Linked DNA regions of Mus musculus: region 1 is linked to region 2. Evidence: chromatin loops called from intact Hi-C (ENCODE). Cell type or tissue: left cerebral cortex. All regions are shown on one strand.

What was found. Hi-C counts contacts between places; a loop is a spot of excess contacts. Peaks named below come from ENCODE experiments on the same cell type or tissue, not always from the same donor. Only the 100,000 strongest peaks of a DNase experiment are listed, where the experiment ranks them.
Region 1: it touches region 2 in a loop (2.6-fold over the local background); 20 of 42 quality-filtered maps call a loop at or near these places.

The regions. Positions count from the first base shown.
Region 1 is chr16:94,268,488-94,270,987 of GRCm38, forward strand. It overlaps Hlcs (holocarboxylase synthetase (biotin- [propriony-Coenzyme A-carboxylase (ATP-hydrolysing)] ligase)), which reads right to left. Exons shown (of 11, transcript NM_001360045.1): 3 at 49-211. Among named protein-coding and RNA genes, the nearest start is that of Hlcs, 21 kb to the right of the region's middle. In left cerebral cortex, a CTCF peak has its summit at 1,324 (motif pointing right); a DNase peak (open chromatin) is centred at 1,329.
Region 2 is chr16:94,326,264-94,328,763 of GRCm38, forward strand. It overlaps Ripply3 (ripply transcriptional repressor 3), which reads left to right and starts at 2,159. Exons shown (of 4, transcript NM_133229.2): 1 at 2,159-2,334. The coding sequence starts at 2,234. In left cerebral cortex, no CTCF peak of the experiment used is centred here; no DNase peak of the experiment used is centred here; H3K4me3 peaks cover 934 bases.

The DNA of each region.
Region 1 (2,500 bases), 58 kb before region 2:
ACCCTGGTGACATCCCTGAGCACGGAGACGCCTTCTGAAGTTACTTACAAACGATCTTCTGGGCTATCAGGCCGTTGTCCATCTGGAGCCTGTCCTCCATGAAGGCCACCCCAAGCTTGCTGAAGTTGTCCACGCTTGCCTTAGCAATTAACTGGTAGGGGTCCCCGGGTCGGCAGGCTAACGGCAGACAGCAGTCAGACCATTTTACAACCTGAGGAAGGTGAAAGACAGGGAGAGGGGGAAGCTGGGACCTCTCACATCTAGAATGACCAGACACAACACTTCACCCTCGGCCTCCTCAACACCAGATTACAGTCAGACAGTCAGACAGACAGACAGACAGACAGACAGACTTATCTGGCAGGTTACGAGACGTTGCCTTTGATTGGGAGCAAGGATGTTTGGGCTCAGACATTCTATGCTGACCTGATAAGAGTGATTGGTTACAGAGCACTAACCAGAACTCTGCCATTTGATGTGAGCCTGCTGTGGGGCGGATGCCTCTCGCACCAGCAGCACCAATTAGGCTAAGGCCTGAGGCTCTCAACTTCAAAGCCAACATAAGCCACGTAGTGAGACCCTTCCTCAAAAATCAGAACAGAGAGCAAGAGAGATGGTTCCATGGCTAAGTACACTTGCTGTTTTTCCAGGGGACCTGAGTTCAGGTCAGGTCCTGAGTTCAAATCCCTGCACCCACATGGTGACTGACAATCATCTATAATTCCAGTTCCAGGGGATCGAATGCCCTCTTCTGGTGCCACGTGCACATAAAATTTAATTTTTTAAAAAAGATTTATTTATTTATTTATTTATTATATGTAAGTACACTGTAGCTATCTTCAGACACACCAGAAGAGGGCATCCGATCTCATTACAGATGGTTGTGAGCCACCATGTGATTCCTGGGATTTGAACTCAGGACCTCTTGAAGAGCAGTCAGTGCTCTTAACCTCTGCGCCATCTCTACAGCCCCATAAAATTCAATTTAAAAAATAATATTAAAATAAAAGTAAATGTAATTTAGAAATAAATGAAGGTAAGCAAAGCCTCAGCTGCTTTAGACAAGGAAGATACCGGGGACATTCTTCAGACATGGGTAAACCCAACGTTCCTTTTGTGACAGGCACAGGACCCTCCTGAGAGTCCAGAAAATCCAATAATGTAAAAGGAAACCTGACCCCCAGCTATTTTCAAGAAGTGGGGGGCCAGCTGCAAAGATCTACCTGATGGCACATCAGATCTCCATTCCCAGAATCCTAACCTTCCAACAGGCACCGGTTACCACGGGAAGACACCACAGACAGTTCACAAGCCCACCACTAGAGGGCGAGAGACACGCAGAGAGAAAAGCCTTCCAGTTTTGTATGGAAACGTCTCACACACAATCTCCGAAGATTCCCAGGGGAGCCTGGCTGCAGAGTCTGGACTCAGACTCCACTTCCCGCGCTGCGCAAGCATCTGCACCACAACCCTCTTTGTAAAGCAGGGAAGATGACAGCATCACTGTCACCTCACCTCAGATCTGTGTGGCAATGAGATCAAAGAGAGCCTGGAATGCCACAGGGGGCTGGAGAGATGCTCGGCCCCTATGAGCACATCCTGCTGTTTCTGAGGACTCATCTCCCTCTTCCGGTCTGACACACATATACGTAAATAAGTATAAATAAATAAATAACAAGCCTTTACCAAAAGAGTCTCCAGTGAGTGGCAGCTGTTGCAACCATGAGCATGATACTAAGATGCTACAAATAAGTCCACCAAGCCCGATGGCCTAAGTTCCACCCCCAGGACCCACACGTTGGAGGGAGAGAACCGACTCTGTGAGTGTGGTCCACTGGCCTCCACGTGTGCTCCAAAGTCTATGCGTGTGCGTGCTCACACACAGGTACACAAACAATAAGTGTAATGAAGTAAAACTGTAAAAGAGAAATCGGACTTTGAATGCATTGCTGGCTGAGATGCAAATAGCTCAGCATCTTCAAGAATCATCTCAGGGTTCTTCAGATGTTAGACGCTGGGTTAGCACATGACCGAGCAATTCCATCTGAGTATGTCTCTCTCTCTCTCTCTCTCTCTCTCTCTCTCTCTCTCACACACACACACAGACACACACACACTCGCAAACACAGAGTGCATAAATGCCCACAGCCCTGTGCATAATCCCCAAACCAAACACAATCCTACTAACCCTGTAATAGGTGACTGTCTGAAGTATGCACATGCACATCCATAAATGGACAACTAAGCAGACGCTAAAGTACTAACACCACACAATCTCAGGCAAACCATGGAGAGCCTAAAAGATCCAGTCTCAGTCAGGTTCTATTGCTGTGGTGAAACACCATGACCAAAAGCAAGGGGGCGGGGAGAAGGTTTATTTGGCTTACTCTTCCGTATCACAGCTCATCATCAAAGAAAGTCTGGGCAGGAACCTGGAGGCAGGAGCTGATGCAGAGGCCATGGAGGGGTGCTGCTTACTGGCTTGCTCCCATGGCCTCCT
Region 2 (2,500 bases):
GAACACAACAGTTACTTTTATAGATACAGAAATTAGAGTAGTGGTTACCCAGGGTGGGGGAGGGGAATCTAGGTCCAAAGCAGGGGCAGCTTCAGTGTGGGATCAAAACCTTCTGGGGAGCCAGGCGGTGGTGGTGCATGCCTTTAATCCCAGCACTCGGGAGGCAGAGGCAGGCAGATTTCTGAGTTCGAGGCCAGCCTGGTCTACAAAGTGAGTTCCAGGACAGCTGGGGCTACACAGAGAAACCCTGTCTCGAAAAACCAAAAAAATACAAACAAACAAACAAACAAAAAAGCATCTGGGATGAAGTGGGTATGGGAAGGGGATGTGAGTGCTTTATCTCACTCACTTAAGTGTAGATTTGAAAACGATTAAAATGGTAAGTTTGAATTCTATTTTGCAACAGTAAAAAAAGCAATACGTTCATTGTTGAAAATTTAGAAAACATTTTAAAAATCCTTAAAGCTGGGTCAGTAAGATAACTCATCAGATAAAGAAGCCAAGAAATGCTGAGCTTCATCCCAGAATCCACCTGGGAGACAGAAAGAGCAGCCCCCCACAAGATGTCTTCTGGCCCCCACATGTCTTGCCCATACACATAAGCAAACAAACAAACAAACAAATGTAAAAACAAAGTTACCCTAAGCAGCTCCTCTTTCTAAACCTTGTATCTAGGGGCTGGAGACACAGCTCAATGGTTAAGGGCACTTGTTGCTCTTGCAGAGGACTCAGATTTGGTTCTCAACGGCCATATGGTGGCTCACAACCGTCTGTAACTCCAGTTCCAGAGGATGGAAAGGTAACATGGTGGGCAGACCTGCATGCAGGTAAAACACACATAAGATAAAATGATCTAAAAATAACCTTTTATCTAATTTTCCATAGTGTTCAGGACTCCGTAGAGTTCCTGGATTTCAGACACAGGACTAGGAGAGAAAAGAGACCTGCACAAATTTATTTATTTATTTATTTAAGTTTCTGAGACAGGGTTTCTCTGTGCATCCTTAGACTGTCCTGGAACTCACTCTGTAGACCAGGCTGGCCTTGAACTCACAGAGATCCCCTTGCCTCTGCCTCCTGAGTGATGGCTCAACATGAGTGTGTTTTTATCAGCTATATAACATACCCCCATCCTTTACATACTATTGGGAACACTTGGCTGTCACTAGATACCTTTTCATTCTTTGGGCTCACAGATACACGTTATCAAAGTTCTTTAAAAGGCACCCACATCTAGGTGTTTTTTTATTAAAACAACAAGAAACCACTGACACCTTAACTGTGTTCGTGAGTTCACATTGTTTGCTCACTCCCAGCTTCCTGCTTTATATTCAGGGCTTTTAATACTGTAAATAAAATTTGTAAATACTCCCTCTTTCCTATTTGCCCTTAATTGGTGTTAAATATTCCCCAGATCTTAAATAAACCATTCGAAAACATTTTATTCCCCACCCCTCTCGGTTTTTAAAACCCGAGTCACTTAATTTAAATGACACAGACCAAGCTACAGTGTTCACATGCAGTCACCTGGCACTGGAGAACAGGTTATTGGGCAAAGGGGTACCCGGGGTCCTGACTGGTGACCCCTAACAGGAAGCACCCCTCCCCCATCTTAAGGCTTTCGTCGGTGCGGAGGTTGCGCCTAAACCCTCGCCTGGCTTCGTAAACCCAGCTGTCACCCACTCGTGGAGCTGTCCTGACCCTCGGTGTAGCGAGGACTCTGTGCCCCACACTCACCACCTCTCACAGTGCTGAAAGGGAAACTCTGGGAGAACTGGGGTGCGGGGTGGGGCTTCATGCTTTTAGGGATCAGAGCCCCGAGGGCAGCGGCCCCAGGAGTTGCTCAGCAGTGGGGAAAATTGTTCCCCGGGACGCGCAGCCGCCACCCGTCATCTCGGAGGCCCTGTAGGCCGTCTGTCCCGCCCTGCGCTTCCCGCTCCGCCAGTGACCCTCCTGGTTTTCTTTTGTCCTTTCTCCACTCTGGACACACACCCCTCCCCGCCGTCCCGACCCTGCTCTCTTCCTTGAGCCTTTCTGGTCTCCACCCTCTGCTTCCTCCGTCCCTTCCCGAGGTCCCTTGCCCTCCCCCTCCCCACGGGGCGCAGTTTCCCCGAGTCCCCTCCCCGCCCCGCCCCAGTTTTTAAACCTGGCGCCGAGTGAGCGGGTAGGTGAGCGCGTTCAGCCAGGGGGACCAGGCGCCGTCGGGCTGAGAGATTCGCGCGACACCCGCACCATGAGACCGGAGGCGGCCGGAGTCCGGGAGGCGCGGGGACGCCTCTGCCACTGTCCGGGGGATGATCCCGGGAGGCTACCGCTGCCACGCGGGCCCGAAAGGTGAGGGTGTCCTGTGGCCCCGGTGGAGGTGCACCCAGACACTGAGCTCCTTAACCTGAGATCGACTACTGCAAACTCCTGTCTGAAGTGCAGGGACCCCGCGGATATCTGGCAAGGAAATGGGCAACACTTGCGTGTATTGAGGATCTGAAATTGATCCAGCTGG